3 separate regions of the Mus musculus genome follow, and all the other regions are linked to region 1. A link is a loop called in an ENCODE intact Hi-C map of the cell type or tissue named here. Cell type or tissue: left cerebral cortex. All regions are shown on one strand.

What was found. Hi-C counts contacts between places; a loop is a spot of excess contacts. Peaks named below come from ENCODE experiments on the same cell type or tissue, not always from the same donor. Only the 100,000 strongest peaks of a DNase experiment are listed, where the experiment ranks them.
Region 2: a loop joins it to region 1, with 2.3 times the contacts of the local background. A loop is called at or near these places in 8 of 42 quality-filtered maps.
Region 3: a loop joins it to region 1, with 2.6 times the contacts of the local background. A loop is called at or near these places in 2 of 42 quality-filtered maps.

What each region holds. Positions count from the first base shown.
Region 1 is chr13:46,925,183-46,933,182 of GRCm38, reverse strand. Kif13a (kinesin family member 13A) reads left to right here and starts at 3,465. Exons shown (of 38, transcript NM_010617.2): 1 at 3,465-3,616; 2 at 3,877-3,967. The coding sequence starts at 3,562. In left cerebral cortex, CTCF peaks have their summits at 3,197 and 4,007; DNase peaks (open chromatin) are centred at 1,956, 2,297, 2,660 and 3,867; H3K4me3 peaks cover 2,681 bases; H3K27ac peaks cover 1,856 bases.
Region 2 is chr13:46,854,862-46,862,861 of GRCm38, reverse strand. All of the region lies in intron 3 of Kif13a (kinesin family member 13A), which reads left to right. Among named protein-coding and RNA genes, the nearest start is that of Gm22960, 44 kb to the left of the region's middle. In left cerebral cortex, no CTCF peak of the experiment used is centred here; a DNase peak (open chromatin) is centred at 3,924.
Region 3 is chr13:46,719,817-46,727,816 of GRCm38, reverse strand. Nup153 (nucleoporin 153) reads left to right here. Exons shown (of 22, transcript NM_175749.2): 1 at 1-457. The coding sequence starts at 344. It overlaps Gm46412 (a long non-coding RNA gene), which reads right to left and starts at 3,132. Exons shown (of 2, transcript XR_001780928.2): 1 at 2,303-3,132. In left cerebral cortex, CTCF peaks have their summits at 930 and 3,235 (motif pointing left); DNase peaks (open chromatin) are centred at 509, 1,022, 2,419 and 3,230; H3K4me3 peaks cover 1,764 bases; H3K27ac peaks cover 667 bases.

The sequences.
Region 1 (8,000 bases):
GGGTAAAAAGTAGATGAGGCTCTTCAGGTCCCAGAAGGCTGGCGGAGTAGGAAGGGCCATTTACAGTGGAACTGTTTAACCAGCCACACTTAAACCACACCCCTCCCACCTTAAGACCTCTCCTTATCCACTTAGGGTCTTTCCTAATTGTGCATTCCTCTGCTTGCTTCACGCCTCACATCCTGTGGCTTGCTAAATCACTCCACTCTCATCTCCACAGTAAGCACCCTGCCTCCAATTTGTTTCTTCTGCTCCATTTGCAATACTGTTGACTTTCTTCAGGCCATCGTGGCCTCTCATCTGGAAGCCTACAACGGTCCTCTCAATGGAGAGAAGACTGCAAATGAATTAAAGAGACGCTTCCCCGTCATATTAGTTTGAAACTCCAAATAGTCACTGACTTCATTTAGAACAGATAGACAAGTTCTCAAGAACTAGAGGCATCGATGATGGGGCTAGGCTTAAAGTCCTGGGTTCAATTCCCAGCGTCGCTAAAAACTTCCATGATCTAGTACAGAATGAGAAAGAACATAGACATGGGTAAGGAGGAGTCTCTCTCTCTTCTTTTTTTGAGATCGGGGTTCTCCTTCTGCAGCTTAGGTTGCCTTAGAACTCTCGGTGATCCTCCCGCCTTAGTGTCTGGAGTTCTGGGATTATAAGTGTGTTCTACCATGTCTGGCTTCTTACCCTTGTTTCTTAAAATTGTCACTGTATAATACTATAAACACGGTGATATAAAACAATCAGAAATATATTTGTTCCCCAGACCTCCTAGGGGCCAGACTTCCAAACTCAAGGTGCTAGCAAAACCACATTTCTCCTGGAGACTCCAGGGAAGAATTCCTTCTTGCCTCTTCTAGCTTCTGGTAGCTCCTAGCAGTCCCCTGCTTCTGGCTGCATCTGTCTAGTCTTATCTTCTCTCTCCCTGGCTTCCTTCCTGCATATGTGTGTGTCTGGACACCACCCCCCCTTTCACAATAGCACTAGTCATTGAATTAAGAATGAATTCTAACCCAGTATGACTGCATCTTATTTCTGCAAAGACATTATTTTAAATGAAGTCGTACCCACAGGCTCTGGGGGAATAGAGCTTCAATGTATATTTTAAGGATTTATTTTCACTTTAGGCATATGGATGTTTGTGTGAATGTATGTATGTCTGTGAGCCTGAGGAGGCCAGAAGAGGGTATAGGATCCCCTAGAACTGGAGTTACAGATGGTTGAGAGCAGCTGGGTGCTGGTGTTCCTGAAAGAGCAGCAAATATCCTTAACCCCTGAACTGACTACTGACTCTCAGCCTCTTGGATCTCTTGGATACACACACACACACACACACACACACACACACACACAATTTTATTTTTATGTGTAAGGGTATTTTTGCCTGTACATATGTCTGAGCATCATGTGTGTGTACAGTGCCTTCGGAGGCCAGTAGAGGATATAGAATCTTTAGGACCAGGAGTTACAGACGATTATGAACTGGTTCCGTGAGATGCCTGGCATGTAGGTGCTGGAAATTGAACCCAGGTCCTCTGTAAGAGCGGCGTCCATTGCTCTTAACTGCTGAGCCATCTCTCCAGCCCTGGATGTATCTTTTTAAAATACCCAACATTCTAAAATTGCAACTGTTGGAAAGTGCCAGAACAACAATTTAGCATAGGGAAGACACCTTGCTTATTAAAGAGCTCTGGAAGAAGCAGACAAATTTTGAGAATAAGAGGTAATATTCAATAGAGCCAGCCAGAGGGATTTAAAAAAAATACAAGAACATACATAATCAAAGAATAGAATTTTAATTTCCTGGCTGTTGGATACAGGAAAGAGTATATATAGGAAGTAAAGCTAGGGAATTTAGTAAGAGGATGTCTCAGTAATCCAAAGGTGAGAATCGAGCCTCAGGGGCCTGTGAATCCTGTGGAAGAAATAGCTCGGGGCCTCTAGCCAAGAGCCTACAAAACTGTCTGTCGTGTCGTGTGTGTGTGTGTGTGTGTGTGTGTGTGTGTGTGTGTGTGTGTGTGAGAGAGAGAGAGAGAGAGAGAGAGAGAGAGAAATATTTGAAGAGCGGAATGAATGGAGGGACAGAGAAGGCGGGTAGCACTAGGAACCCAGGAGGCAGACTGCTGTATGACCCTCCGAGGTGACCTGAGTTCGTTGGTCGCCAGAATCAAGGTGAGAGAGACTAAGGAACAGCAGCGGAAGCACTGCTTCAAGTCAGGCTTCCTGGGAGCCGGAGGTGTGACTCAGTGGTACAGCGGTAGACCGCATGTGCAAGTCAGTCGCATCACGGGGCACCAGTTGGTGACAGACGGAATCCCTCCTATTTAGACCACCTGCTACACGTGGTTTACCATAATAAGTATCTCTCCTCCCTCAGTGTGGCTTCTGGAGACCAGAGCCAGCGAAGTTGTTCCTGCTTGTGTGTGGTCTCTACAGTACGGCACGCAGTAAGCACCCCATAAAACTCCCCATAAAGCAGTTCGTGAATGAGTGAATTTGGACCTTCATGCCATAGTGAGATTCCCCACCGGATCCAAACTGTTAAGACTTGGAGCACTTTTCAAAAACGCCTTGGCACCACGGAAGCGCCGCCCTCAAGCACTTGTTGAACCAAACAGAGCAAATCCGCTTCCTTCGGTTCCGCCCAGGCTGGGAGGTCTGGCTTTGGCAAAAGCGCGGATCGCGCTGCTGTGCCTTTCTTACGTAAGAGTTAATGAACCCTCCCGGCCATCTAGATCCCTCCCATTACAAGGGCGCAAGGGAAAGAAAATGAGCGCCGTATTTACAAACACACGGTTTTGGTGGTCCATTGCAAATTCATGTCTAGCCTTGGCTCCCCACAAAGAGCTTCCAACACCGCGGCAAAGCTCGGTGTGGGGCGCCGAGGGGCGGTGCGCTGTGGATGTCAGTGGAGGCGGAAGGATAGCGTGGATTAGGCCTGCGCACCCGGCACCCTCTCCAATGCCCCCCAGACCGCCCCAGGGCCCCGGCTGTGAGGGTGACAGCGGCCCCTGAAGGTGACTCGAGCTCCAGGAGGTGTCTGTGACGTCCCCCGCAGGCTCAGGAACAGGGGAAGCCAGGGGCTCCTTCTCCAGGCCCAGCAGCCCGGAGCCCGAACGCCTTTGCAGAGCGTCCCTTCCCGTGTCCCGGCTGCCCTGAGGCCGGAGACGCTCGCCTTTGTAAAGCGCCCCTTCCCGGTCTGCAGCGGCCTTACAGCCCGGGCGCGGCCCCCGGAGCGGAAGATGGCGACGCTGCCCGGCTCCCGGCGGCCGCGAGGGGCCGCGGTGCTGCGCGCTCGGCCCGGCCCGAGCGGCTAGAGCGGCGCTTGGGCCCGCGGCCTCCTCCCGCTGCCGCGCCCCGCCCCGCGCCCGCCCCTCCCCGGGCCCGGCCGTGCCCCGCGTCGCGCTCCCCCGGGATGGCCCGCGCGCCTCGGCGCTGCGTCTCGGAGCTCTCGGCGGAGCGGCGGCGGCCGCGCTCGGGGGGCGCGCGGCTGCTGCTGCGGCGGCGGCGGCGGCGCGGCGCTTGAAGGGGCCGCGTCGGGCGGAGCAGCGCGCCGCCAACATGTCGGATACGAAGGTAAAAGTTGCCGTCCGGGTCCGGCCCATGAACCGAAGAGGTGAGCCGCTCTCCCCAGCTCCTTTTGCATTTCTGCTCCGGCCGAGGGCGGGGGGCAACTTTGCAAACTGCAGGGCGGCCGGGGATCGGGGACACCGGTGTGGCCCGGCGTGGCCCCGGGTGGAGGCGGCGCCCAGGCTCTGGCCGCGGCCACTATGTGCCCGGGGCGCCGTCTCCCTGCCTGCCCGGACTGAGCCACGCGCGCCGGCTGCGGCCGCGGATGCTCCACTTTGCAACATCACCCTGCCCCTGTGCTTTCAGAGCTGGAACTGAACACCAAGTGCGTGGTGGAGATGGAAGGGAACCAGACGGTCCTGCACCCTCCTCCTTCCAACACTAAGCAGGGAGAAAGGTAAATCCCATCCCGGCGGCTCCTGCCAAGTTTGAGCCCGGAAAAACCGAGTGCGCTCTCCCATTGTTAGCAAGGGTGGCTTCAAGTTTGTCCCACGCTCATGCGGAAAGCGGTTGCAAGTGCAGGGTCCCCTCCCCTCCTTGTGCCCATCACTTCTTGTCCCCTCTCATCCAGAGCGATGTCTCCCAGGCAGGGAACCCTGGCCAGAGTCAGCACTCTGGCTTCCAGGCTCCTAGAACGTGAAGGGACCGGATGGAGATGTGTAGCCCAGGCCACATCTTAACACCTAGGAAAGACGTTATCTGAAGCGTGCAAATGACCAATCCAAGGCCTTATTGATGGAGTTCAGCTCCAGCGATTCTTACGTTGTTTGCCCCTTTTCGCAGAACTGCTTAGGATGTTGTATATGAAATGGGGGCTGGGAGCCTAAGAAATCAAACACCCAAGTACAAGGCTAGGGTCATTTAAAATCTGTATGTAGGTTGTTGGAGGTGGTGAGTTGAGATGGTGTCTGAAAGTAATTCGGGAATTTTGATTTTCGAGGAAACAGACAGAGTGCTGATACGGAGCTGTTTAGACACTGGGATGGGGGAATGTTAAAAGGGGCTGCATTTTCTAGATGGCAAGGCATTTGCATTTGAAAAGTCCTGACTGTGGGATCCTTATTAATTCTACTGTGTTCCATGCAATGGTATGGGAAAACGCCCTAAAATAGTGTGAATATTTGGCATTTTTATGGTAAGCCCCTGAGAAGAAATTGGTTGGGATTCATTCGTTATGGCATTGTAGGACCTTATAAAAATAGAAAAGAAAACCGGGATTCCGATTCGGCTTGGAAATGAGTACGAGTTTGACCCTGAAAGTCACCTGTTGGTTGATGAGCTCCATAATGAGTGGATTTTTGCTCTTTAAAGTTTCCCTGAAACCCAATTGTGAGTAGGGTTTGTTACTTTATTGCTAAGCGAGGCAGCTGCTTCCTTCTATAATCATACCCCACTGCAGCCCAGCCTTGCTAATTTTGGGGGTCAGATTGTTATGAGGGATAAGAATGGGGAATTCTTTCCTTTTTGTATTGAGCCCAGAGTGCTCCATTGACTTCGCAAACATTCTGCATTTCCTAGCAGATAGTCACTATAGCAGATTCTTATACTAACTTAATGGCTAAGTTATCTTAAAGATGTGTATAGATCTTTACATACAGTAATGGATGTATCCTTGGACAGTATTTTTGGACATGTTAAAATATTTTACAGTATATGTAGGCATATGGATAATAGTATAAAAGGTATATTTTATGGTGGGCATTAGTAAATTTGTTGAATAAACTAATTAAATAAGTGCCTATGCCATATCACTATTTTATTTGTCTTTCAAAGCTGGATCTTGTCATATTATTTCAGAAGACTATCTCTTTGGCTCTGGTTCGCCAAGGCAGCCTGGGGGGAACAGGTAGACTATTTTAGCTTCTCCTAGGAAGCCAAGGCTTCAGTTTCCCCGGCTTGGTGTTGCTTTTCAACCCCCCCCCCCCGCCCCGTTCTTTTAATACTTTTAACCATATATGTGTTTGTTGTACATGAGTGGGTGTGTCCATTCATTCATCCATTCATCCACTCATTCATTCATTCTGAGCTCCAGGGTATGGAGCCCAGACCGGTAGGCAGGGTAGGCATGTGCTCCCAACCAATGGCATCTGCTCTCCTTGTCACTCTTAAACCCTAGGGAATGCCACTGTTGCCTGCTGTTGAGTGAGGTAAAACCTTGCCATTTGTCTATAGGAAAAGCTTTAGTTTGGTGGGATTTGAAGAGAATTGATAACTCTGGCTAGTCGGTGGTAAACACTAAAATATCACATGGTCGTTCCTTGGGCCGCTGTGTTAGATCCTTTTAAGTGAGGACCCGTGGAATGTGACCTGGACATTTATCCGTTGGCGTGCTGACTCGGGTAGACCCCTATCCGGAGCTGGAAGAATAGGACTGAACTGTGGGGTGCTCTCTGGTTGTGGGCTGACAGATGGAACTCTTCTTCGTGTGATTGACCGGCCCTCTCTGGGTCTGGCCGTGTATTCACTGGCCGTTCGGTTTCCAGACCAGAGAGGAATCAACACAAGGGTGCTCCGTTCAGGTTAGGACGACCGTCTTTGCCAGAAACGAAGACACCAAGTACATTTTGATGTCCACTCTGTAGCTTGGTTTCGTATTTCTTCATGGAACTTCCCCTTAAAGCAACAGTGCATTTAAAAATAGAAACAATTCCTCCCTTGGGCTGTGGCTTGGTAGTCACAACTGTGCTTTATGGTATATTTGCAATTCATGTGTGCCGTCCGTGTTTTTTTGGATAGAGCTTGGAGCAGGGCAAGGGTGAGTGTGTAGAATATCGAGACCGTAGTGAAATCTTCTGGGAATTCTTAGGTCTGAAAAGTGAGAGGTCCTTAAATAAATGCTGGCAACTTGTCAGATTGAGAAGTAGTGTTTTTCTGAGGTTGCAAAAGATTGCCCACGCATTCAGAGATGCTCAGAGTTACTGGGTCAAAGTCTTCAGTGTTACCAGTAAGAACAAGGTGGAGTAAATCCATCGACTTCTAGGAAAAGAAACAGGCTTTGCATTCATACCTTCTTTTACGGGACAGCGTTAGTGAAGACTGAAAGATCAGACGACTTCTCAGACTAAAGATGTTTGTCTTGATGCTGAAATCCCAGCATTAGAACGCTGCATAGGTCCAGGTTCATAGCCGATCCACGTTTGGTCTGTCAATCTACAATGCTAAGACCCACATGATTTGTTCCTTGTAAAACACGTAGCATTGTTCTTGGGCGCACACAGAATTCCTGTCGGTCCCAGGCTTGACCAAGGGAACCGAAGACAACTGCAAATCGGCAGTTATGCCAGAGGCCCTCGCCTTGGAGAGCTGTGGGAAGGAAGAGGAAAAATATTTTCAACGCTCTGTGGTAATCGCAGAGGTGTGTGCTTGGCCTTTGTGTACACTGTATCATTTGTAAATCTCCCACTTCTGTCTTGCTGGAGACTGTGTACTCCCTGAATGAAGCCAGGTACCTTGTGTTGATTCCCCTTGTGCCCGAGGCCCCATACAGCGCCTGGCGCATAACAGCTGCCATATGACGAGAACACAAGGAGCTATAGCTGCCACCCACGGTGCAGGTGCGGAGGCAGCTGGCTGGCATCGGGCTGCTCGTATATAGGCTCACTTTGCAAGGGTGAGGTCAAAGTCCTTTATTAAGGGAGGTGGAAACATTGCTGCCACAGATCACTTCCGGGCAGTTCTCTGTGGCGGAATGTGCGGTGAGGAGTGGGACATGCTGACGCAGCAGTTTACCTTGGGCGCAGATTGAATGAGAATCCCGTCTGCCATATGTGTGGGGTGTGTCGTGCTGTATGCCATGCAGAGTCGTCTTCTCAACCCTGCTGGCAGCATCCCTCCCCTCCCTGTTCTCTTTCCTTCCTGATTTTGTTTCACTTATTTGCATTTTATGAGACAAGGTCTCACGCAGCTCACACTAGCCTTGAACATGCTAAGTAGTAGCAGCTGTCCATGAACCCTCGACCCTCTTGCCTTTGTCTTCCAAGTGCTGGATTACAGGCCTGTCTCTCTCTCTTTACCCATTTATTTATGACTCCTTTTTCTGAAAGTATATGAACATAACTGTACATACACAGAGAAGCTTATATCTTGCTTTGATATCTTTTAATATCAATATAGGAAGACACATTTGTTTCTTTACATTTACCCTGGATGATAAGAGCAGTCTTTAAAGATACAGGTCCTGCCGGGCAGTGGTGGCGCACGCCTTTAATCCCAGCACTCTGGAGGCAGAGGCAGGTGGATTTCTGGGTTCGAGGCCAGCCTGGTCTACAGAGTGAGTTCCAGGACAGCCAGGGCTGCACAGAGAAACCCTGTCTCGAACCCCCCCCCCCTCCCCCCGCAAAAAAAAAAAAAAAAAAAAAAAAACCAAACTTACGTTCCTTAGGAGATATTGTTATAATTTTGTCAGTAAATTGGAAATTAAGCATCATAGT
Region 2 (8,000 bases), 70 kb after region 1:
CCAAGAAAGTGGTAAGACAGAGTAAAATATATTAAAGACACAGAAGTAGGCTTTTAGGGACTGTATGTATTGAAGATAAGTGGGGAAAAACAAAGGTACTGTTAAGCTTTGTAAGATGATGAGATTTGGGCATCAGTGATGATCAAAGGCCTCAGGGCAGATGGTGATTCACCTTAACAAATTACTAAGCAGGAACAACTTTATATGAGGCAGCCTTCATCTCTGTGTTCTGATAGTGGTAAGCTGGGTGTGTGTGATATGAAATCAGTTATGCTGGGACCATTGGAACAAAATATGTGACATTCATAGGATGGGAAGATCCTGTTCTGACCTTGCAGTCAGAAATGACATACTAGGGGACCAGGGTCACCTCCTCTGTCAAGTTCAACTGAAAAACTTAAAGTCTGTGCTTGGGATATAGATCTGAGTTCAAGCCCCAGCATCTACTCATGTGGTGAAAAGAGAAACTGGACTGGAGTCCCAAACTCTGACTTCCACAGGCACACCCTGTGGTTCATGTCCCCATCCAGATAGATGGATGGATGGATAGATGGATGGATGGATGGATGGATGGATGGATGGATGGATGATAGATATATAGGTAGATAGATAGATACATATATACATACATATATGCATGCATGCATACATACATACATGCATACATGTGGTTACAGGTTTTTAAGCCTGTGCTGGAAGGAGCTGGGGATACATCAGGGTTAGTAAGGGATAGATTACTAGACCAAGGCCCAAAGGACCCCAGAAATGTGGAGAGACAAATCTACTGTTCTGTGTGTAACACTCAGGTACAAACAGCTTCGAGGCAGAACAAGGTTATAGGCAGCTTAGTGGGGCAGGCCAAGGTATGGGGCTCATTCACGTCCTGCGAGAGCTGAAGTCCCTGCTAAACTCCCGGTACTGGAGTCAGGACAGTGGGTTGAGACCAGGCCTTGGGTGGCATGTAAAGGTAAAACAGGAGAGTCCGCTGTCAGGTGGATCCTGTCAGGTCTAGAGTCACAGTGTCACAGTATGGTGGCACTTTCCTGAAATACCAACTCTCGGGGGCTGGAGCAGGCCAACCTGGGCTACATAGTGAGAAAACATAGCCTATACTGCCAGCACTCAGGAGGCAGGAGCAGGAGAATCGCCATAAATTCAGAGTTACCCAGGTCTGCATAGCCAGTCCAGACCAGCTGGAGCTACTTGGTGAGACCCTGACCCTGTCTTAGAAACAAAGGAATTAACAAAAACCAGTAACTAAAAGAAATACACACACTTCCCAATCCAGGAAGTTTCAAGGACTGAAGTCATAATAGAGCAATTCCAGGTTTCAGGTGCCTGAAATGCTACAGGAAGACACAGATGTAATTCCATGTCTTTAAGGATTCCACAGGCATCTTTAAAAGCATCATCTTAACTCTGAGGGTGTGTCTCAGTGGCACTAATCTAGTGTGCACAAGTACCCAGGTTCAATCCCTAGCAGTACAAAACAGCAAAAAATAAAAAAAAACACCAAGTGAAACACATATTCAGAGATAAATTCTTACTTATACAAGTAAGAATAGAGACCCACAAAGGCTTCTGATACCAAAGTGTTAGGTCCAGACTTTACACGCACTTGTTATGTGTAAGGAGATTGAAAAAAAAAAAAAAAAAAAAGAAAGTCAGATTACACAATGGTAGCAAGAAATGGATATTGCATAATTCAAGAAACCAATAACCCATTACAAATTCTCAGTCTGAAAAGTCCAAAGCCTAGATTGTAAGGTTAGTGTTAAAATTCTGTAGCAGATGAGATCAGGCTGTGAACACCAGATGGTAGATGATATTAAAGGGTTAGAGACAACTGAAGACCCACCTTTTTTAAAGTAAACTCAGACCTTCCATTCTTCAGAAAAATTAATATAAACTGCAACTCTGGGACACTGTCAGAAGGTAACGGAGTGAGGTGGCCATGGCTCTCTGACAACCTTTCACAGGTGACACTGAAAGCAAGACTTAAGAGAAAACAACACAGTGCCCTTGTAGGATGTGCTCCTCTGCCAGGGATTTTACACTTAACTCCTCTGCGTTAAGTGTAAAGACAAGCGGTGTGCTGGGACAAACATCTAGAAAATATCCAATAAAGGATTTGTATCCAAATTATACCAAAATCCCTCAAATCCAGAGAAAGAAAGAAAGAAAGAAAGAAAGAAAGAAAGAAAGAAAGAAAGAAAGAAAGAAAGAAAGCCCAATCTCAACTTAAAACTGAACAAAAATATCTGAATAGACATTTCTCCAAATTTCAGCACAGGTGTCTGATAAGCAAATAAATAAGCTAATAAAGGCAACATCATATCATTAGAAAATCCACATTAGGGTCTGGAGAGATGGCTCAGCAGTTAAGAGCTCCAGCTGTTCTTCCAGAGGACCTGAGTTCAATTCCCAGCAACTACATGGTGGCTCACAGCCATCTGTAATGGAATCTGATGCCCTCTTCTGGTGTGTCTGAAGACAGCTACAATGTATTCATATGAAGTAAATAAATAAATAAATAAATAAATAAATAAATAAGCCTCAATATCAGCATCTTTAAAAAAAACTTAGAGAGAGAGAGAGAGAGAGAGAGAGAACTCACATTAAAGCAATGAGATATCACCACACAATATAGGATGCCTAAAGTCTCCAAATCTCACAAAATTGAACCGAAGGCTGGGCAGCAACAGGAACTCTGCCGTCCTCACTGGCCAAATGAAGCAGATGGTGCAGGCTTTCTGGAAGACAGCCCTCAGCCTCTGAAGAACCTAATTATCTTTTTACCATGTGACCCCAGGGATGGAGCCTCTAGGTATTTCCCCAAGCCAACTGAAAGTTTGTATCTACTGTGCACAAATGTCTGTGACAATATGAAAGCCATGATGACTCCCAGCAGGAGACTGGATAAGGAATCCTGGTCTACTCTCTTGATACAGTATCATTCAAGGACAGAGGAGAAATGAGCTACCCACCCCCACAGATGGCACAGGGGAACCTTCCCTGCATGTTAATAAGTAGAAAAAGCCAACCTGAGAAGGTTAGACGCTGTGCTCTGAGATCCCATTATTAATCCATGGTATTCTGGAGTAGGCGAAAGTACATGCCAGTAAAAAATAGTGTCTACAGCTCTACAACCTCTACAAGCAAGGAAAGACAGACAGGTCAGCTGGAGCAGGGCGTGCCTCCTTTTTGATGGACAGAGCCACAGACAGAGAATGAGCCCCCAAACATAAGTTAGTATGTAGCTTATCTTTTGGATTTGTCTGTCTGGTGAGTTCTGAATGGAGAAGTGTTTATCTCAGATACTGCCCACCTGCCTGCCTTTTAATAACCTGCCGAACACTCTGTGGTGTTTGTGGGAGCAAGGTCTGTTTCACTCAAGAACGATAGCACTTTAGACAAACATGGAGAGACACTGGTTTATATACACCTGTAGGTTAAGAAGAAAGTCTTTGTTTTACAATCATCAGGGTATGAGAGGTGTGTCTGTCTGTCAGAGTGCAAAGGTAGTATTGTGATTGCTTCTTGGTTGAGCCATCTTTTGATAAGCTGGATTTGGGTGGGTACTGGTATACAAGGAAAAGAAAGGTTCTTCTATCCACTCTGCTTTACTGGATAAGATAAGAAGGAGGCATTTGGGAAGAAATAAAAATATCTGCTAATCATTTTGTTTAGGTCATATTTGTTTTTAGTCAGTTTGTTCATTGTAAATTTATGAGCAAACAATACCTTATAACAGTATGTATAATTCATTTTAATATTTCAGTCTTGTGAATTAAATTCATTTTCAGTTCTTTCAAAACATTGTGAAGAGGCTCCAACGCAGGGCTTCACACATGCCAGGCACGTGCTTTAGCAGTGAGCTGGGCCCCTGCCCAAATAGTTCTCTCTCAAAGCCGACGTTGTTTAAAGGCGCTCGCTGATGACCCAGCTTCAGTGGTATGTGTATGTAATACCAGTGCTTGGGAGTTCACGGCAGGAGATCAAGAGTTTGAAGCTAGCCTGGGCTACGTAGTAAGACCCTGTCTCTGAAAACAAAACCACCAAAAGCTGGTTTTATAAACATCTCTCAGGAAGGAAGGAAGGAACCTGCACAGCGCTGCCATCTGAGACTTGGGTTGGTTCCGCTATCTGGTCTTTGGTTCTGTGATGGCCTCCTGCTGCTTCTTCTGTCCTGCTGAGAATAAAGTACTGGGCCAGGCTTTTGAGCATGCACTCTGTGGCCCCCAGGGCTTGAGCTGTGTAGTAAGTATAAAACACACAGTTGATTTCTAAGATTTCATACAAGGGTGAGCGGAAACAATGTAGCACAAATAGTTTGTGCTATACTAAAAGAAAAAAATGTATATACTGGGTTAACTAAAATACTTTACTGAAGCAAATTTGTCTTTCTTTGGCTTATGAATATGTCATGAAAGCATTAAATTACATACGAGGATCCCATCGCTGCGCTGATGAAATAACATTGCTTTGGCATTACATCTCAGCCACAAGCACCTGCTCTTAGCTTTGGCTGCTCTCCTTTCTTCCTTGTGTCTGGGGCTTGGGCTTCTGCTGTCATGTCTCAATGGCAGCCTACCCTTCCCCATTTACCTCTGTTCTCCTGGCATGGTCAGAGTCTCAGTCTCTGGTCCGGGGAACTCAGTGTGGCGTGGATGACCAGACCTGCAGGATGTTTTAAGTGACAATGGGCTATCCTGCATTCTGTCTGCCTCCACTTCAGTCTTCCTGACCTCACAGAAAGCAAAGCTCAGGGCTGAACAAGGACCCTCTGGATGGCATGCGTGCACGTGTAAAGTCTCCAGAGACAGAACATTGGGGTAGGAATCGTGATGTATATAGGGGCAAAAGTAAGGAAGCAATTGGTGTGTTAGGAAGTAGTGAGGGCTGAGAGGGTGGCTCAGTGGGAGCCCCTGTCTGGTGTGCATGAGTCCCCAGGTTCCATCCCCAGTGCTGGGGGTGGAGGGTGGGGTGAAACGAAATGCTGAGTGTTAAAAACCAAGAGAAATGGTAGCTTATAGAGAACCTACAGTCAGATCTCAGTCTGGTAGGTCAGAAAGATTATTAGTGATTTTCATGTATTCGGGTCATATAAGCTGTAGTGCACATTGACCTGGCTGCAGATGCAAGCTACATCAGTGAATGGAGAACATAGGACAGGCAGTAGGGCTGGCCTGTTGCTCTGGAGCTGCCTTGTGCTGGCCTGCTCCATTAGGTGCTCAGTGCCTAGAGACAACAACAGTACATTCCTCTAAAGTTAGTGTCAGTCCAGGTCGTCTGTGGCTTTAGTGTGGGCTCCAGTCTGAAGGATCTGCTGCCATCTGGGACTTGCTAGTGCAGTGGCTCACAATCCCACTGCTCTCAGAACCTGGCTGCAGTCACACTGTGCTCGGTTAATGCACGAAGGCAAAGCGAAAACCCGTGATGTGGCCAACCCGCTGTCACTAGGATGAGAAATTACATCTCCTTCTGCAGGTCCAACAGGTCACAAGGCCATAATGGGAACACGTAACCCTCTCAAAGAGGGCAGGGAGTCGTTTGGAACAGCAACACAATTCTGTCACACTCTGTCATTCTAACACATTTTTAAATTTTTATTTATTTATTTAATGTATATGAGTACACTGTTGCTGTCTTCAGACACACCAGAAGAGGGCATCAGATCTCCATTACAGATGGTTGTGAGCACCATGTGGTTGCTGAGAATTGAACTCAGGACCTCTGAAAGAGCAGTCAGTGCTCTTAACTGCGGAGCCATCTCTCCAGCCCCTCTAACGCACTTTAAAAAATTTCCAGAAGACTTTCAGAAACACAACACTGTGTATTTTTGTCTTGACTTTCCTTCCTTCCTTCCTTCCTTCCTTCCTTCCTTCCTTCCTTCCTCCCTTCCGCCCTTCCGCCCTTCCGCCCTTCCTCCCTTCCTCCCTTCCTCCCTTCCTCCCTTCCTCCCTTCCTCCCTTCCTCCCTCCCTCTCCCTCTCCCTCTCCCTCTCTCTCTCCTTCTTTCTTTCTTTAAAGATTTATTTATTTATTTTATGTATGTGAGTACATTGTATCTGTACAGATGGTTGTGAGCCTTCATGTGGTTGTTGGGAATTGAATTTTTAGGACCTCTGCTTGCTCCGGTCAACTTCACTCACTCAGTCCCTGACTGCTCCAGCCCAAAGATTTATTTATTATTGTACATAAGTACACTGTAGCTGACTTCAGACACACCAGAAAGTGCATCAGATCTCATTACAGATGGTTGTGAGCCACCATGTGATTGCTGGGATTTGAACTCAGGACCTTCGGAAGAGCAGTCAGTGAGTGCTCTTACCAGCCAGCCCCCTGACTTTTCTTTAGACTGTTCACCTCTCACCCGCTTTGCGCCTGGCTGCATTCAGAGTCAGTTATTCTCACTGTGTTCTGTGCCCAAGGATGTTCAGAGATGCAGATGGTGAGATACCGGGTTGCACACTTCTCAGCCCCCAAAGAGAAAACCATTGCCTCCCCTGACTCTCAGCATGGTCCTGCTTGCTATCCAGAACAGTAAGAGCTCTCTGGACCAGGGGAAGCAACTGGAGTCCTGCCTCAGGCATCCCCAGCAGAGTGATAGATGGATCCTTCCACCCTGTCCTGTGTCTGCAGCCACTGGGCTGCCTTGGGTCCTAAGTGTCTGAGACCTGGTTCCTTGGAAGCCAGCTAGCTTCCTCTTCCCTCTGGTAGTACACACTGGGCTTTCTCCTACAGGGTGTGGGAAGCACAGAAGGTGAGCTCTCTGGAACCAGGTATAAATACCTCCTGCGGTGATTGGTGTCAGGGTGAGTTTTAGTCTTCCTTGTGTGATTGGCAGAGGCAGCCATTTGTCAAGTTGGCGGACAGGCTGCAAACTGCGAGCTCAGAGGCGCTCACAGCTTCCACCAGTGTTTCTGAGAGGAACAGCCCGTGTTTAGAAATACCCATGTTGCCTTTCTGAACGCACTGTGGGAGAAGTTGAATCTTTAATTCTTAATTCATGAGAGAACCAATATAGACTATCTTTAGACAGGACGTGGTACCTCTACCCAACCCTCAGCATCTGGTGAAGCAGATGCTGGGAGAGACTGATAAAGATGCAAACACGAACTGAACAGAGCATTCGAAAGAGTCAGGATGGAGCTCCTGCTTCACTGAGTATGCACCACTGGTTTACACGGACCCAGTGTCAAGTGGAAGCCCTGTATTACTGTTAATGTCGTAGCATGGGGTTCCTATTAAAAAGGAAGGTGTCAAATTTCCTTTTTAATTGATGACAATATGTCTGAGTTCCTGAGAGAGACACCCTTCCCTCTTCCCTCTTAGAATGCTGAGTCCCCATCTAAGGTACTTGCCAGAAGTGTAGTTCCCTCCTGTGGAAGACCTGATGGGGTCTCTGAGCTTGGGGCAATGGTTTATTTCTTGTGGGTGTGTGTGCTGCAGATGCTGTTAGCTGCTGTGAATCTTCAGCCAGGCAGGGTTGACTGTGAAGCCCAAGACATCATGTGGTGTGTAGTTACAAGTGTGTGTGAAAGAAATGATTAATTACACTGTGAAAAGACAGCGTTGACTTGACAGACTTTTAAACAGGAAGAGAGGTCTGTCAGCGGAGCTGACTAGTAAGGCTGGTTGGTGGCTCTGGTGTTCCTCTCCCTGACCTGTGGCAGCTGTGGTCAGGCACAGGATGAAGTTTGTGTTGGTCCAATGAATTCTACAAACAGCAGCAGTGAGGACAGACCTGGACTCAAACAGGGTCCTGTGCAGTTGCAGTCTGGGATTTAAGTGGGGTTTAACTTAAAATAATGAATAATAATAATTAATAATACAACTAACATATATTGTTACATATCATGATGGGTAACTTTTATAATAATTCTGATGGTAGGAGAGAGGAAAGTGAGAAAAGTATTGAAAATGCCCACATGGAATGGAATATAGAACGTTCGGTGTCTTTTGGTGTGACAGTTTTTATAACACCACGTTGTGAAA
Region 3 (8,000 bases), 210 kb after region 1:
CGGCCAGGGCGACTGAAGAGGAGCCTCTAGCAGCGGGCGGTCGAGCTAGGCCTCAGCGGCGCCCGGAGCTGCTCGCGCCGGCCTCGGCGGGAGATCTCCATAGAGACGGTGACAAACACAGACGCGGGGGTCCGCACGCGGCCGGCGCTCCTCAGCCACCTCGGGGCCCTCAGCCGCCGCCACCGCCTTCCTCGCCGCCGCGCGCACTCTCAGTTCCCGCTCGCTCCCTCGCGGTTCTCGCTGTGTCTGTGTGTCGCCTAGGGCCGGGCGGGGGAGGCCCTCAGGCCGCCGCCTCTGCCTCTCCCGCCCGGGAGCGGTAGTGGGAGGCCGCCCAGGCTCCGCCATGGCCTCGGAAGCCGGAGGCATAGGAGGGGGCGGCGGCGGCGGCAAGATCCGGACTCGTCGTTGCCACCAGGGGCCGGTGAAGCCTTACCAACAGGGGCGACCCCAACACCAGGTACGGGACCGGTACGCCGTGGCGACTGGGCGGCTCCGGGCGGTCTCTTTGGGGGGCGGTGCGAGGACCCGGCGGCCCCACGTGGAGGGGACCAGAGGGCCTGAGGCTGGACCCGGGTGGCGACGGGAAGTGGGTAGAGCCTGGCCGGGCCTGGCGGCAGACACGTGGGATGCGAGCGGCCTCTCCCAGCCCTCCCGCCCAAGGGCTTTCCCTGGCGGGCACAGGGCGGGAAAAGAAATCTCAGGCTTCGGATATTCGGGCTGCTGCTGCTGCTGCTGCTTCTTCTTTTTTTTTTTTTTTTTTGGCGGGTTTTTGGGGGTTAAATGGTATTCCTCACGACCTCACGAAGGGAACAAGGGAAAGATGTGGCAACAGGCCCATCCGCTGGCAGGCTTTTTCTTTCTTGTGTTCCCGGGTTCAGGGTGCGCGGGGAGATTAATCTGCCACCGCGGCCCGGAGAGACTTGGGGAGGGGGCGCTGTTACCCATATCGTGGAATAATTTCGGTTTTAGACGCGTTAAATCATTAATGGTAGTCCGGTCCCCTCGTCTGTCTGCTTGGCCTTTCCAGATCGGAACACACTGGTTTAGCTTCTCATCCTTTCCTCTCTTAACTGAGTTATAGTTATGTGGCACTGAGGCGTTTTGAAAGTCCCTCGCCGCTCTTACGTCTGGTCTCTGATGCGTGGTTCTTCCCTCTCTTCTCTCCACCCCGCTCTATATACTGAAGACCAGAATCATCCACTCTCTACAGTTGACCAGTTCTTCAGCTCTGATCTCATACACCAAATATTTTTAATACTGGGCGTTTTCTAGAAGTTTAAGGTATTTCGGGCTCACCAGGGGTGTTACTTAAGCCACCGTATGCCTTCTTTGGGTGTTTATAAAAATGTCGATTCTTGTTGTAAACGAGATAGTTGGTTCAGAGAACACTTTCAGTTATTAAAAATTGTGAGAATTAAAACGTTAAAAACTCACTTTAACGAAGCCACTTTTTAAAAGTAGGAAGTGTATATTTTAAGCTTACTGAAGAAGGGCTAATATATAACTTGTTGCATACTCTTAAATGTAGACTTTTTGTTTATTCTGGCTAGTGCTAAAATTGAATACTTGTTGGTAATGTTAAATTATATCACTTTTGAGATTTTTAAAATAAAGATAGGGAAAGTTTTGAATAGAAACAGCTGTGTTTTATGTACTAAGAAGTTATTTGTCATTGCTTGGAAGCCTTGCAATATTACCATTTTCCCTGAATGCTGAGGAGCCCGGGGTCTTCAGAAGCAGACTTTAAGATTAAAATCAGGTCACAAGCCTGGCCGTTTTACTTTGCCTAATACTGTACAATGGACATTAAGGCAAACATACTCTTATACTAAGAGTAATGAACCACCTCTGATTGCTTGAAAACAGTTTGAGCAAAGAAATGGATGGCTTGGATAGAGTTTAAAAAGAAGCCAATATTATGTATGATATTATGATAGAATTTAGAAAGAAGCCAAAGTTATGATCACAGCTTATTTTAAAATGTATTTAGGTTAAAAAAAAAAACCAAACTAATTTGAGAGAGAAGTGCATTCAACTAAAACCAAACATGTTTTAGAGCTGGTACAGATTTCAAGCTGTATGGTTTTAGAGCTCAGTAGTTCTAAGACATGTTAGCTTCTTGCCTCAGTCATTTAATTTAAAATGTAAGTACATCTTAATTTGAACTGGAATTAAAGATAACTCTTTTTTGGTTAGCAGATTTAATTTTGGCAGAATTGACCAAAGAAAAAAGTGTTTAGGCTTATATAAAAGTATGCAGCTCAGCTTTTGTTTCTGTCTTAAAGTAAGTAACTAGTCTTACCTCGGACTTAGTGGATGTCATTGTCCTCTACTAGCCGAGCTTGTCAACTGGTTGTTTTGCAGCAACTGCTGAGTCATCATCTTGGATATATCAAGGAGTTTCATGACATGGCATGTTTCATACTAATGCTTGATAAGTGTCCATGGCCTCTTGGCAGACTGAAGAGTTGTGTTAGACTCAGAGTAAGCAGGCTGGTGCTTATTGGTGAATGCAGGACAGCAAATGTCAGGCCAAGGAGCTAGCTACTGCAGTCACCCAGTACCTGTGACTCCTGTATCATGTTCAGTTGATTTCTGATTTCCTGTTTTGACTTCTGGTTTAGGTCTTCTGGGAAATGTTTAAACTTTAGCATTTTTCTACTTTTAACTTTCTTCCTTTTTCTTTTTCTTTTTTTTTTTAAAGCCACCTTGCTTGAAGTTGTGGAGCTAGAAAGATATTGTCTTGATCAACCAGATAAAGGTCAAACAGTTACAAGTAGACATAGTTGGGCAAAGAGGTACATACCTGAAATCACAGCTGCTAAGGGGCTGAGAGGCCAGGGGACTCGGAATTTGAGGCCAGTCTGGGCTTCATAGTGACACTAGGCTAGTCTGAACTGTAGAGTGTCTCAAGAAGTGTAGAAGCAAATGAACAATGCAGGATGGTTATTTTCACCATTAACCAACTACTCAACTACTTTGTACTTTTTTTGGAGGGTGGGGACAGCGTCCTGGGTAGCTCAGGCTGGCCTTAAACCAGAGACCATCCTGCTTAAATCTATTGATAACTAACCCAGATACTTTTAAAATTGATTATTTTTCTAGTTGGGAGTTCTTTTCTCCTGTTGAGTCTCCTTTCCCATTTTCATTGTGTGTAGCAAGGCCTGGAGGATAAGCTGGTTGCATTTCCTAATACACTTGATCTCATGAGCAGAACTTCTGGAAGAATCTGTTGCCACCTCCTGGTGAGACAGAACCATTTGCTTTTTTCCCTCCCCTCTTTTGGTGCTAAAAGACTTTCTGGCTTGGAGCTAAGGGAATCTACCTTTCATCCTTACAGAAACAGGCTGGCTGATAGATAGCCTGAACATCCTGGGTTACTCACAACATTCAATTGCTTAAAAAGCTGAGGTAGAGGAGGGATTCTCCTTTCATCAATATTTTAGATGTTGATGAATCCTTTTTATAAAGAAACAAAGCTGTTTTGAGGCTCTGTGGCTGTAGTTTTTTTTTGTTGTTGTTTTTTGTTTTTTTTTGTTTTTTTTTAAGAATCTTTGGCAAATGTTAAAACCATTTTTCCCTTTAAGATCGGGTCAAAGGCCCACAGTCAACTGAGTTTGTAGAACTGGGTTTATGTGATAGGATACTTTTTTTATTTTGGTACTTTGTGATTTTTTTTTTTTTTTTGACACCAATAAGTGTGTCCTTCGTAACATTTGTCTAAAGAGTATTCTCAGCTTTGAAAAGAGTAATATTTCTCAATATTTTATTCATTCCAGATACTCAAGTTTTATTCTTTCTATCTCAGATGATTATAGAAATAATTGCTTTAAAAATATTCTGATGAAATTAGAATAAGTTTGAATCCTTGTTCTGCCTGAAGAGTTGAATGATGAAAAATTCTGCTTAATTTTGTCATCTATAAATGGAAGATTACCAAGAGTTAAATGACATAAAAATGCCTCAGATGGTATAGAACTCACATGAAGTTATGATTAAATAGAGCCTTGACTTTAACATTTTTAAAGTGGTCTATGCATTTTGCTGTCTTTTAGAATTAGCGGTATTTTTTCTTCCTCTGGTTACTTTTCCAAAATTCAAAATTTCAAAATTCTTTTCCAAAATCATACTAAACTTAAGGTCTTTTTGGTTTTTTGAGACAGGATTTCTCTGTGTAGCCCTGGCTGTCTTGGAACTCACTATGTAGACCAGGCTGGCCTTGAACTTAGAAATTCACCTGCCTCTGCCTCCCAAGTGCTGGGTTTAAAGATGTGTGCCTGCCTGTCTTTGTTTATTTACCAAGTGAAAGTTAAACTAAAGTGATCTAAACTATTGATTGATGGATAGGGATTCCTCCCTTTCCCTACCTTGTTAAACAGTTGAATGTGGTCACTGACTTAAGTGAGGAAGGATAGACTATGAGTCATCCTGTTTTCTAAGAAGATAGATTACCTTAGTCCCAAACTAGAAAACCTAGCACCAAAACTTTATCACAAAATTTGATAAAAGTCTAGCTTTATCACAACTTTTTAAAGGACTTTGTCTTTTTCTTGAGAAGTACCAGTCACTTAAGTATGTAGGTAGAAAGTTCCGGCTTGACTGATAAATAGAAAGTGGATTCTTTTTGTCTGTCTGTCTGTCCATCCATCCATCCATCCATCCATCCATCTATTTATCTATTTATCTATTTATCGATGAGCGATATCAGCTTATCTTAACCACTTAGCACTTTTCCTTACCAGTTTTTTTTTAAAGATTTATTTATTATTATATCTTTAAGTTTGCTGTAGCTATCTTCAGATGCACTAGAAGAGGGCTTCAGATCCCATTACAGATGGTTGTGAGCCACCATGTGGTTGCTGGGATTTGAACTTAGGACCTTTGGAAGAGCAGTCAGTGCTCTTAACCGCTGAGCCATCTCTCCAGCCCCCTTACCATGTTTTTAATATGACACCAAAAAAGCTCCATTTATGTCTCCATTTCTTGGAAAGTCCTAATGATACAAGTGTCTAGCTTGAAGAAAAATGAAGTGTTGGGTCAGATGCCACTAAAGATAGCCATCTTATTATGTGCAGGATATTGAGAACATTGTAATAATTCTGTATTTTCAACTTTATATTTCTGATATAGAGCTTCCTTTAATATGTCTGGCCTTGGTCTGGTTCTGTCTGTGGTCAAAAAGCAAGAAAGTATATTTGCGGTCTTGATGTCAGACACAATTTATTGTTAGAAAAAGGGTAATAAAACACCTTTCTCAACTATAAATCTATTTATTTGATTGTGCTTTATCTTTTTCATAGTGTGGCTTGAGAAATTCTTAGTCTCAGTATTAAAATGTGAGATATGAGATAGCTCTTATGGGAGTTTAACTGCTATGGACTTAATGGGTTGTGCTTCTTGTTACATTTTAAGTTTTTTTCTTATTATTTTCAAGAGGCTTGCTTTTACTATCTTCTTACATATGAGTCTATATATGTGTGCGCGCATTTGTGTGCTGGTGCCTGTGAAGGCCCAAAGAGGGTATCAGCCTCTGGAGCTAGAGTTATGGGCAGTTGTGAGCACCCTGACAGACTGCTGGAAACTGAACTTGAGACTTCTGAAAAACAGCAAGTACTCTTAAACACTGAGCCATTTCTCCAGGCCCTTATTTTTACTTTTGAGGCAGGGTCTTCCTATAGTCTAGTCTGGCTTGAACTCACTATATAGCCCAAGCTGGTCTTGATCTTTAGATCTTTCTACCTCAGCCTCTTGAGTGCTAGGAGTGCTAGATTTAACAAGCATATGAATGTTACTGCCCAGCCAGTGTTGTAAGTTTTGAAGGGGGTGAAAATAGGCTACTTGGGAATATTTAATTCTTTAGCCAGAAGAATATTTTTAAGTGACTGGAGAACTTGGACTGGGCAGATCGGGTAAGTTTAACAGTTTATAAAATATGGCAGTGCCTGAGATTTGTAGTTTAATTTGGATGAAGGGGCCTTGAAGAAGACTCAGGTCAGAATGAGGTATTAATGTAATATAGGGGTCTGAAAGGACTAGTGGAAATCGAAATGGAGTAATTTGGAAGAGTAAGGCTTGGTAAACTGGTGCTGGACTTAGTTTGTTGTCATGGTCACGGAGCCAGTGAAGTTATGAAAGATTGTAGTATTGAATGCTATTTTATAAGGATAATGTGAATGGAGTTGAGTGAACTTAAGTAGAATGGAGTAGAGAAACAAGATACTGACCTGGAGAAGAGACTTGTGTGTGAAGAATCAGACTGAGGAGTTGGTCAAATTGAGAAGTTGCCTTCTGGTGAAAAGAAAGTGACTCTAGGCTAAATCGTTCTCTCCCTCCACCCCCAGAGTCTCTTGTGAACTAAGGTTAAATAGAATATGAAGTACTGTGTTCAAAACTGCTGTGACTTGTATATGGGATTGGGCACTGAATTACTTTTACTATCTTTTGCCAAATGAAGAAACTAATCCTTAAGGCAAGAACACCAGTGGATTTATAGTTTAAATCTGAGGATTTTCTCCTTTCAGTTTCAATTTAACTTCATTATTTTTAACTACTTAGTGTAGCCCTTGCTTATAGTGCCACAGGTAAAATCAGCTCTATTTTTAATGCACTATGAATTTTGCATAGGGGACTTTTGCTTTTTATGTAGTTGGCTTTGTCATCACTGTAGAGGGTGTTTCTGTTTACTCTGCTGTAAGATGGTTTTTCACCTCTTTGAGGGGAAGAAATATACAGAACAGTAGAAGTTGTTAAAATGGATAAAACTGGAAGTCTTAAATACAGTACTTATGTGTTTTTATTGGATTTTATTTGGATGGTGGTTCTTTGCAATTTTAGAGTTTTTTTTTTTTAATTAAATTTTAAAACATTGTCAGATTGTATCCTCTTCCTAGGGAAACTCTTCAGTGAAAACCTGGAGAACTTTCCTCTTTTCCTAGCTCTCTTCTTGAGGGTCTTCTGTAGCTAAGGCTGGCCTCTTAATTCTCGCCTTCATTCTCCATGTATTCATTATGTACCATGTGTGTAGAGTGCCCTTGGAGGCCACTCATGGAAGCAAGAGCACCACTCTCCATACATAGAAGGGAGTGATTGCCCTAGGCTGGAAGTTTCAGAGATGTTCTGATGGAAAACTTTCATTCTTATTTAGTGTAGAAGTTGATTTGGTTAAGTAGGAGTTGTATGAAGTCTTTGTTCTGTGTTTTCTCTCTCTCTTTCTTTCTCTCTTTCTTTCTCTCTTTCTTCCTCTCTTTCTTTCTTCCTTCCTTTCTTTCTTCCTTCCTTCCTTTCTTTCTTTCTTTCTTTCTTTCTTTCTTTCTTTCTTTCTTTCTGTAATTTAATTTAACTTTTCTTTTTTTCCTTAAAATTCTAAAGTGTCTTTACTCTGTAGCCTTTCCTGTTCAACTGTGGCCCTTTTCCATCCTTATGCTAGGACTACTGGTGTGCACCACTGTGTCCACCTTGTAAAGCCTTTTTTTTTGTTTTTTGTTTTTTGTTTTTTGTTTTTTGTTTTTCAAGACAGGCTTTCTCTGTATAGCCCTGGCTGTCCTGGAACTCACTTTGTAGTCCAGGCTGGCCTAGAACTCAGAAATCCACCTGCTTCTGCCTCCCGAGTGCTGGGATTAAAGGCATGCGCCACCATGCCCTATGTGAAGCATTCTTCCATCAAGATTGATCCATTTCTATGAAGACCTGAAAAACTCTTTTTGGCACGGAGCCTTCTTCCTGCACAAGGATATTTTTTTTCTCTTTTCTCGTTCCTTTCATCCCTCTCCTACTTCTCTCAGGTCTCGGAGCCCAGGCTGGAGTCTAGCTCTTTAACTCAGCCCAGGCTGGAGTCTAGATCTTTAACTCAGCTTTTCATTAGGAGCTGTCAGTTGATGTGTAAGTTTTTGAAATATGTATGATTTTATTCATATACTATAGGAGGGGCTTTTCCTGAAATGTACCTTGGTTCGTGTACCATTTTTTGTTGTTCTTTGTTTTTTCAAGACAGGGTTTCTCTT